Regions from separate parts of the Homo sapiens genome. Here region 2 is linked to region 1. A link is an interaction called in ENCODE POLR2A ChIA-PET data of the cell type or tissue named here. Cell type or tissue: GM12878. All regions are shown on one strand. Each heading gives the region's core, and the rest is flanking DNA. Links, peaks and the distances in the headings are about the cores only. Region 1 overlaps TMEM178B (transmembrane protein 178B). Region 2 overlaps TMEM178B (transmembrane protein 178B).

Evidence for each region. ChIA-PET counts read pairs that join two places held together with the same protein. Peaks named below come from ENCODE experiments on the same cell type or tissue, not always from the same donor. Only the 100,000 strongest peaks of a DNase experiment are listed, where the experiment ranks them.
Region 2: POLR2A ChIA-PET joins it to region 1 with 5 read pairs; 1 of 35 experiments calls an interaction of 5 or more read pairs at or near these places.

Annotation. Positions count from the first base shown.
Region 1 is chr7:141,124,252-141,129,628 of GRCh38, forward strand. All of the region lies in intron 1 of TMEM178B (transmembrane protein 178B), which reads left to right. Among named protein-coding and RNA genes, the nearest start is that of TMEM178B, 53 kb to the left of the region's middle. In GM12878, for the core only: no CTCF peak of the experiment used is centred there; a DNase peak (open chromatin) is centred at 2,555.
Region 2 is chr7:141,182,216-141,187,592 of GRCh38, forward strand. The region is part of intron 1 of TMEM178B (transmembrane protein 178B); the gene reads left to right. Among named protein-coding and RNA genes, the nearest start is that of TMEM178B, 110 kb to the left of the region's middle. In GM12878, for the core only: no CTCF peak of the experiment used is centred there; a DNase peak (open chromatin) is centred at 2,517.

The DNA.
Region 1 (5,377 bases), core at 67-5,066:
AGCTACTCGGGAGGCTGAGGCAGGAGAACAGCTGGAATCTGGGAGGCAGAGGTTGCAGTGAGCCAAGATCATGCCACTGCACTCCAGCCTGGGTGACAGAGTGAGACTCTGACTAAAAAAAAAATAGAAAAAAAAGTTTCAAATAAATGTGAACTTCTGCCTCAATGGACACAGGTTAGTCTATCTGGTAATGAATATCAAACATTAAGAAGTGATGATTTTTCTTGTGTCTCCTTCTGCCTCCTTTTACTATTGGCAAGCATGGTTGCCTCGACTGTAAGCTCTCTGAGGGCGGGACTCCTGGTTGTCTTATTTTCGAGATCCCTTCAGAGTATCTACTTGTCCACATTCCTGAAAGTGAAAAAGTTGGTCACATTTTATTTATTTTGTTTCCCCAGCACCTAGCAGAGTGTCAGGAATGTATAATAATAAATATTTGTTGACTCCAATGCCTAACATATGGTATTCTAAGCATGCATTGTAAATGTTTGAAATTGCAACATAAGCAAGGTAGGGATATGAGTATTATATTTTATTTTTTCTAAAAAAACATACACTGTGTGAAATAAAAACCTTTCAGAAAAAGATTACACGGCGGTTTTCTTTCTCATTACCCATCACTTTCCTCCTCCCTAGAATTTCAAGACTTATTTTCTCACCAAACAGAATCAAAAGACAAAATTGTAAGAAAGCTTCCAGAATTACCTGGGCTACCTAATATCCCCCTTTATTCTATCCTTTTTGTACTTTGGTTTGTTGGAAGTTAACTAAAGATAAAAGAAATATCTGAGGCCCCCTATTGGGGTGTTAATTAATTGTTTCTTGTCCAAGGAATAAAAAAAATGCTTCAAGAGAATGTCTGTGTTTGAATTAGCAGACAATCTCTCTCCTATCTCAACCTCAGTTTTCTTAGTTGACATTCTCAAGTGTCTCCAATTAGCTTAAGGAGTGTTAAGACATTAACAAAAATTCCCAAGGCAAAATTAATTTCAATTTGCTTTGGCTTAAACAGATATGCCATACATCACCTCAGGAGGAAGAAGCCTGTTATAAAATCTGGCCAGCAACAACAATAACAGTAACAACATAAAAACTCCCCAAACTGAAACAACTCAGATTTCTCCCTGCTTGTTAAGAAGTGAAGCCCGGCGCCGGATGTGGTGGCTCACACCTGTAATCCCAGCACTTTGGGAGGCCGAGGAGGGTGGATCATGAGGTCAGGAGTTTGAGACCAGCCTGGACAACATGATGAAACCCTGTCTCTACTAAAAATACAAAAATCAGCCGGGTGTGGTGGCACACGCCTGTAATCCCAGCTACTTAGGAGGCTGAGGAGGAGAATTGCCTGAACCCAGGAGGTGGGGGTTGCAGTGAGCCAAGATCATGCCACTGCACTCCAGCCTGGGTGACAGAGTGAGACTCCATCTCGAAAAAAAAAAAAAAAAAGAAAAAGAAAAAGAAAAGAAGTGAAGTCCAGTGCCACAAGCCATTTGAAACCTACCGGAAAATGAAGTTGTAGTTTTAATTGCAGTTGGCATTTGCAACCCTCCAGGTAAAAGAAGTCAGTTTGCTAGAAAATTTCTTTTGGTACTGGAAGTGCAGGAAATTAATAAGAATGAGCTGAATATAAGTTGTATTTAACCTGTTAAAGCCCAGCTTTGGAATTTCTCCTGGACCCTCAAGTAACCTTGTCTTTTGTCAGTTGGTAGACTTTGTTGAGTGACTGCTAAGGGACACCACTGGCCTTTAATGCTGAGAGCTCCCTTCCCTAACAGGCTTTGTGCTAGTTAGCAGGAAGGGAGCAAGACAGTTACCAAGCGATGACCAGATTGTGTGAAATGAGTGATCAAATAGTTGGTTTGGTAGGAGTTCGGAGAAAGGAGAGGACGTCTTGGATTGGGGTGGAGGAAGAAGACATTATGGAGGAAAGGATGCTGAGAGGACATTTGGTTTGCAGGTTGGGGAGGGGATTGGGAAGAACATTCTAAGCTGAGGAATAGCATGAGTCAAGCACTGTCCTGGCATGCTGGGATAGAGGGTGGTGGGGATGGGGCCTGGAGGAGGTGAATGGGAGATTGGGCAGGAGAGGTGGGCTGGGACTGGTTTGTGAAAAGCTTTGTAATTTGAGCTAAGCCTTGACGCTGTAGATCCGTGGTTTCCCACATTTATTCATTTAGCCTCAGAACCCTTTCTTAAGATGCAGTTTTACGTGGAAGGCTGTCATATAAAATGGGTAGAAGTGGAGATGTGCTATTGAAATCTGCAATGTTACCCTCAAACCTGACCCTCTCTTCCTTCATCCGATACTCTGCACCTTGTTCCTGCTTAGTAAGTGGAAAACCACTGGGAAAACACTGCTTTAGCAATGGGCCATCAGTGATGCTTTTTGATCAGGGGAATGACATGCCTGGAAGATAATGACACAGTAATTTTAAATTCAGTTTTCTATTGTTTTATGTCTTGTTTATATCCGTGGGCACTTGATGGACAGGCTAAGTTGGATTGGTGTTTGGTGTTAAAATCACGTGCGAGACCTTGGTCTAGAAAAACCCTGGGGGAATTTTGAGACCGAAACTAACCATCTCCTCTTTGGTATCTTCTCAAAGTGTGTGTGTGTGTGTGTGTGTGTGTGTGTGTGTGTATGTGTGTTGAGGAGTGGGCAGCTGATATTTATGGTGACCAAAAGTTGCAAAGTGTGGAGGCTGTAGGATCAGGCGGATTTGCAACAGATGCAGCTCTAACATATTCAGCTGTGTGACCCTGTGTATAGCTGACCTTCCCAGGCCATCAGCAGTGAATACCAGGAAAAGCCTTGCAGGTGAGAGGTGGACATGACCAACAGTCCAGCTGTTCCTTCTTGGACACAGTGGCCATAAAATAGTGTCCCTACCTCTTGGGCATTTGGTTCTCTTAGCCCCTTTCTCCTGCAAGGGATCGAGCTCTTTTTCTTCTTACTCCAAATTTAGCTCGGATAGACCTTTTGAGTTTTTAAAAAGAATATTTGGTAAACTTTGACTCACCTGGGAACTGTTTTGTACACATTTATAGTGGGCTGAATGTCTAAAAAGTTATGTTCATGTCCTAACCCCTAGAACCTGTGAAGGTGCTCTTATTTGGTAAAAGAGTCTTTGCAGATGTAATTAAGGATTTCATGATGAGATCATCCTGGATTTGGGGTGAGCCCTAAATCCGAAGACAGGTGTCCCAATAAGAAGAAGAGAGGCCACAGAAGTACAGAGACACACAGAGGGGAGGGCCACGTGAATATGTAGGCAGAGATTGGGATGTTGGAGCACCAAAGATACTGGAGGATTACCAGAAACTGGAGAGAGGCATGGAATAGGTTCTCCCCTACAGCCTCTGGAAGGAGTCAGTTCTGCAGACACCTTGATTTGGGCTTCTGGCCTCCAGAATTGTGAGAGAGTAGATTTCTGTTGTTTGAAGTCACCCAGTTTGTGGAAGTTTTTTATGGCAGTCCTAGGGAACTAACACAAGCACTGTGGGTTAGAGCCTTCTCTCCCCTTTGTGGTCAGCCCTTTTAGCTTCCCTGAGAAGTCTTTGCTTCTTTAGGGGTTTTCTACTTTTCCTTTTCTGTGAGGTCTTTCATGCTGGTAGAATAAGAATTTCAAGTTTTAGGTTCAGTTCTTTTGCACCATATTACCTCTCAGATTCTGTTGGCTGTGGGATCTGCACTTCTCTGAGCAGGCCCAACGCGAACCACAGGGCATAAGAGGATCTGATCCCCTTTTCCTAAAGGCTGTGTGAATTCCAGTTCGCTGGCTATTTATTCCTGTATTGATAAGGTGATTGCATAAATTATTGTCCCCTTACTGATAAGGTGAGCATATAAGTTAAGTGAGACATACTTGGACACCCTTGAGAATAAAAGGGACACTATTAATATTTATAACAGGTGTAAACTGGGACTATCCCAGGCAAACTGGGACAACTGGTCATATCTAGAACCTGAATACAGTTCCACTGGGCCTGCTTTTTGGTCTTGTCAGTATTAAGTCAGGAATAATTGCTTGCTTGGCCTTAGGAGGAATTGTTGGCCTTCCCAAGTCTCTTTTCTCTTGCTTCCTTATTCTCTCCAAAAGTTGAATATTTCCTTATAGCTAAGGAGTTATCAAACTTCTTTGGTCTTCAGACTTATTTGGCAAGGCAAAACAGCCCCTGGGCACCTTACGTGTCCTCATTTTTGCTACTCAGCATTGTAAAAATGCTTCTCTACAATGAACAAGCACATCAGGCTATTTTGGCTGTAACATCAATTAACTTGGATCCTTGAAAAAAAAAAAGCTCCAAAATATGTTAAACAAATTGTTAATTCATGCCAGGAACAAAGCACAGTTTGTCATGTTTCATACATTAATAGTGCATGGGGTTAACTCTTGAACCATCTGGAGGGCAGAATTCCGGGGCCCACGATGAGTGTGGTAGGGAGGAACTGAAGTCAGACATTGTTTCCTGATTCCCACATCACTTCTCCTGCTAAGAGAACAAAGAGTCATCTGTTGGATGTTCCTCTGGAGAGTAGAAGCCAGGCCACATTCTCTAAAATTAGCCTCTTCTCCTCTGCTGTTGTCAGAAACAAGGAGCCTTCCAGGATGTTTGCCATCACCACCAAGAAAGACCTAGAAATGTCAATTGTAATTAAACACCATGATTGGAGATATATTACCCATATTGCTCCTCAGAAGAAATGGATTACCATGCATGATGTTTCAGTTACTAAATTAAAAATTAGAGTCTAAGGTTTCTCCTGTGGAAGTCAGTGAAATCCTGCAAGACCCTGTGGTCACATTTAGAGAAGCTGCCACCAGTTGCCCTAGGATAGTGGGTTACATGGCTGACTGCCCATTTCAGGGATGCCCTTGAGGGTACGGATTGTGTTGTGATGTTCATTCGTGTGTCCTGGGGAGCTAGCATGGTCCTGGCAGCTGAGAGATGCTCAGGAAATGTGGATTGAATGAATGAACTATTTATGATAGAGGAGGTCCAGCATTCTCATTTACTGCAGCCATCAGTAGCTGAAAATATCTGAGATGTCATATAAGAAATATTCATATTCCCATAGGTACATCTTTATTTTGCTTAGTTGTGCTTAGATTAGTTAGAAATTTTTATATTGAGGTATAAGCTACATACAATAAAGTGCTCAGCTCTGTAGTGAACAGCTCAATTAATCTTTACACATGTACACACCCATGTCACCAGCACTCAGATCAAGATAACGAATGCTTCTAACACTCAAGAGCATTCCCTTGTGGATCCTTCTAGTCAAAAACTCCTGCCAAATAAATATAAACACTCTCTGACTTCTATTATCATAGGTTGGTTTTGCCTATTCTTGAACTTCATATTGTTGATGAAA
Region 2 (5,377 bases), core at 84-5,083, 58 kb after region 1:
CAGCAGCCTCAGGCCACCACGATTGAGAAGGCCTGCATAACTAAGGACATGTTGTGTGCAGCCAGGAAACTCTTTAGACTCTTCCTACTGGGTCCAAGAGGGTGGGGCCAACAGCCCTGGTCCTTGACTTGTGTGTCAAGAAGTTATTGTGTGTTAAGGTCTCAAACTTATTATACTGGCTTGTTATACTGGTCATCCCTGTATTGTATATTCCCCTTATATGTATTTAAACATGAGTTTTAACAAACATATGTCAAGAATTTATTGTGTGTTAAAGCCTCAAACAGTCCAGTTCTAGGGCACAGTCCATCTGGAATCACACAGGTAAGAGAAGAGAAGTGGGTCACCTGGCCGGAAAGAATTAGTAAGGGAAACAGAAGAGTTGATAGGGACATTGGGTTTTGATATGGCTTGGCTGTGTCCCCACCCAAATCTCACCTTGAACTGTAGTAATCCCCACTGTCAAGGGTGGGGCCAGGTGGAGATAATTGAATCGTGGGGCGGTTTCTCCCATACTGTTCTTGTGGTGGTGAATAACGCTCATGAGATCTGATGGTTTTGTAAATGGGAGTTCCCCTGCACAAGCTCTCTTTTCCCTGAGCCACGTAAGATGTGCCTTTGCTTCTCCTTTGCCTTCCACCGTTTCCTTAGCCATGCTGAACTGTGAATCCATTCAGCCTCTTTCCCTTATAAATTACCCAGTCTCGAGTATGTGTTTATTAACACTGTGAGAACGAACTAATACAGCTTTGAATAGTCAACATGTTGAAATGATGTTCATCAGACATTGAAGTAAGTATGTCAAAGTCCTGAATTTTGTCACTAATCAGACCTTTTTACTGGAGAATCATATGTGCTTGAATGAATGAAGTGCACTGCCTTAATGGCTAGTATTCCTGATTATAAAAACAATGTTGGCTATACATCCTAACACCTTGTGAGTCAGAGGACCTCAGAGTAAACATTTTGTCCTTGACCTCTTCCAGACCTGAACTCTTTCAGCAGCATGGGGTTAATAAACCAAGGGTGGGAGGGAACAGCTTGTGATCTCTGGCGGCCTTCACAGCCCACCCTGTCATTAGAATGTTCCCTCTCAAATTCTGGGTCCTCTGATTTGCCCTTAATTGTTGAAAATGCACAGGAAATTAATTTGGTAAGTGGCAAAAATTAGTGCCCTCTTAAGTCAGACCTTTTCATTCTGCAAACAGCTGGGTTTGAAATTTTTCTTTGTGTTACCTACAAAAAAGCAGTTACTTATCTGTATTAGAAATGTAAATAAGTATCATTTTCTGATTTCAAACAATTTAGAGACACCTATTTATATCCTAAACACTGATGTGTTAGTCACCACATAGTTCTTTATGTTTATTAAAGCAACAATTCCTTAGACTTGCCTTCTCTCCTCCTTCTTCTCATCTTCCTCCTTTTTGCTTCTCCAAATAGATGACATTGTTACCTGCTAAGGCCGAGACTGCATTTTCTTACTTTTCTCAACCCAGCACCTTGTGTTGTTCATGATACCTAATGACATGAATGATGGATAATTATGAATATGTATATGATTATGATGTTTGAGAAATAAGAGCATTTTCTGGAAGTGACAGGTCCTGAGCTGAGGAATGTGGGTTTATCCACGTGCTGGTTCATGGTGGAATTAGCCCCGGCATGCGGCCTCCTTGGTGTGCAGGACAGCCAGGTTTGGCCTCAGCAAAGAAGCATCACGTTCAGACACGATGGAACTGGACCTCTCTGAGGTCAGCCTTCAACCAGTGATGCTTCTTGGAAACTCGTCCCTGCACTTGGTGGGTTTTTATTAAAGGAGAGACATTCTTTGTGAGTTTTCTTGGGGGATTCCTCTCCTTTGCAGAGTTCCCTGCAGAACAGCACAGGCTATCAGCCATTACCAATGAGAACAGCAATTGGTTTTAAAGCTTGAGGAAAATATCAGGGCCTAGTAATCTATGTAACATTCTGGAGGCCATATTTCTATTATCTTGAACAATATTTTTCACAGTTGCTTGGTATTTGTTCACTGGATTTTACCTGATTGATGTGATAGATCTGCAGTTGCTTTATTGTCTTGGATCAGGTTTTAAGCCTGATTTTCAGTCCTTCCTCCCCCACTGTTACTCTTTAGGGACCCTCAAATTCTTCCCAGTGGGTTCAGAGAGTCCCCAGGAGTGTCTTACGTGTTTCTAAATGCTCTTGACTCTAGGCTACCTGGAGGGCTCTGACATTTCCTTCACCCTGTCCTCTCTGCCAGCAAGACCCACACTATGGTCTATTTAGCCCCAACTTTGAGGGTCTCCTGCCACTCCCCATGTCTTATATGTGGGAGCCTCTGCTCTCCTAGTCAATTTCACCTACTTGTGCTGCCTTGGGTGTGTGGCAATGTCTTGTGGGGACTTTTGGCTGTGGGCTCTTTGTTTATTTTGTTAAACTTCTCTTCTCTAGGGCTATGACATCAATTCCCAGAGCACGGAGCTTGGGGGAACTCCAAAGCAACACATCCCCCTGCATTTGGAATCCCCCTCTCCTCACTATGATCTATTGTCCTTGGACCAAGTTTACACGCAGTGACCCTTTTCTCAGGATGAATATTTTCCTGGCCGACTCATTGATCCTTGGTACAAATAAACTTCTGGAAGACCCAGAGAGAGGAAAACACAGGTAACCCTGGGACTAGACTTTAGATATTCTGAATTCCAATCAGCACTTCTGCTCTAAGCTGCAGCTGCCTTACTGACCCTCTGGACGTGGCCAGACACATCTAAAGCTCAGCGCAGTTGAAACGGGAAAAGTTCCCTTGCACCCCTCGCAGGATGTGCGATGGTGGTGTGGCTCACTTCTTCAGTGCCCTGCTGCTCAAAGCTCTAGGGGAGCATACAGATAGGCAGGCTGTGGGGCTCCAACCCCACGGCAGTATCTAGGGGTGAATGTTTACAGCTGAAGCCCCAGTGGGCGTGTGTTACAGGGTGCTCTTTAGTTTAGCCGTCCGTAGGTGGCTTGTGTTAGCTCAATTAGCCTCCTGCCTTATCTCCAGGACAGAGGGCTTTCTGTATCCCAGGTTTCTTGCCTTGGTGTACTGGAAGAATCAGATCACACATGGGCTTGGAGAATGAGTGCAGGGTTTCACTGAGTGGAAGTAGCTCTCAGCAGATGAGGGAGCCAGAAGGGAGATGGTGTTCCCCTGGAGTCAGGCCGCTCAGCGGCCTGGGCTCTCCTCCGACTGCCCTGGCCAAACTCCATGTCGTTCAGCAGGTCAGTGGCCTGCTGGCATGTGGGTGCCTGTTGGTGTGCTCCCAACATGCCCTCAACGCGCAGCCGCTTGTGTGTTCCTCCACCAATGTGTTTTCTCCTATCTCCAGCTGCTTGTGTCTTCTTCCGCAGATACGTTCCTCTCGACGTCCAGCTGCTTGTGTGTCTTCTGGCTAGGGTCTCTGGGGTTTTTATAGGCACAGGATGGGGGTGTGGCAGGCCAGGGTCGTCTTGGAAAATGCAGCATTTGGGCAGACAAACAAAAATGCCAGTCCTCACCTCGGTCCGTGGGGGTGGAGCCCTAACCAGGGACCATGCCCTCCTCTACCCAGCACTTCCCTTCCCCCTTTCCATATCACAGTCATGGCTTAGGCTGTTAAGATGTTGCATTCAGGGCTTTTCTGGGGAGCTGATATTAAATGCCTCAATCAGAGACCTGCACAGAGCAGATCTCTGTAGATGAACTTAATTGTGATATTAATGTGGACTTTGGTCCTTGATCGGCTCCTCCTGAGAATTCTCTCCTTTTGAAACTTCAATTTCTTGAAACCTTCTAGATCCTTAGTAACTTACCACCTTTCCTGCCCACTGTGACTTGATACTATAAAAAAGAAAAATGGGGTTTGGGTAGGGGTGTGTATGTGTTAGGGTGGAGAGAAAGCCATTATCAACTTGTAGCAGGTTCAGTGTATAGTTAAAGAGTCAAGGTCATGGATAGGAAACCAGAGCTAATCCTAGAAGGTCCAGTGGGTGCCAAGAACCAAGCAGGTGGTGCCAATAGCCCTGGTCCAGAGAGGGAGTTGTGTTTTGAAAGTTGGATGCATTTTTAGGGTACCAAGTCTGTTTGGTTTGACATCAGGAAACCCACAAAGATTATGTGAAGTAAAGAGGGTGGATTTGCATGGCATGCCTGGCAGGGGTGTAAACTGCAGCAGCCCCATCCTGCCCTTCCTCTCGGGGCCTCTGCTCCTCCTTCCCCATCCGCTGTCTCTACTTAGCTTCTTCCTTGTCCATCTCCCTCCTGCCTTAACCTACATTTTATTTATTTCATTTTATTGATGTTGTTTGTTTTCCTTGACACCAGCTTAATCTTATAGTCCCCTCTTCACTTCAGCTGCATTCTTTCAGTGTTTCTGGCATCATCTTCACTTGAGAGAGGATTTGATCAGCCTCGTTCAACATCTTGTGCTGGGCCATATGGCATGGGTGGCCAAGGCATGCTTCTCTAGTTTCTAGGGGATGGAACTGTGAAAACTGTTATGTGAGTGGGTCTCTTGATTCCCAGGGACGGTGAGTAGCCCCACCAGTGGCTACTAACAATGTGGCTGCCTTTTCACCAGGGCTGTTGGCCCTGCAGTGTCTTAGGGGTCACCTGGTATCTGGCACAGTGGAGCAGCACAAATCCATGTGGATGGCACAGAGCCTGTTTCTCCTAGAGAAGCTTCTTTGAGATGATGCTTTTTTTAAAAATTTTATTATTATTATACTTTAAGTTCTAGGGTACATGTGCACAACGTGCAGGTTTGTTACATATGTATACATGTGCCATGTTGGTGTGCTGCACACATTAACTCGTCATTTAGCATTAGGTATATCTCCTAATGCTATCCCTCCCCCCTCCCCCCACCCCACAACAGTCCCTGGTGTGTGATGTTCCCCTTCCTGTGTCCATGTGTTCTCATTGTTCAATTCCCACCTATGAGTGAGAACATGTGGTGTTTGGTTTTTTGTCCTTGTGATAGTTTGCTGAGAATGATGGTTTCCAGTTTCATCCATGTCCCTACAAAGGACATGAGCTCATCATTTTTTATGGCTGCATAGTATTCCATGGTGTATATGTGCCACATTTTCTTAATCCAGTCTATCGTTATTGGACATTTAGGTTGGTTCCAAGTCTTTGCTATTATGAATAGTGCCGCTATAAACATACGTGTGCATGTGTCTTTGTAGCAGCATGATTTATAATCCTTTGGGTATATACCCAGTAATGGGATGGCTGGGTCAAATGGTATTTCTAGTTCTAGATCCCTGAGGAATCGCCACACTGACTTCCACAATGGTTGAACTAGTTTACAGTCCCACCAACAGTGTAAAAGTGTTCTTATTTCTCCACATCCTC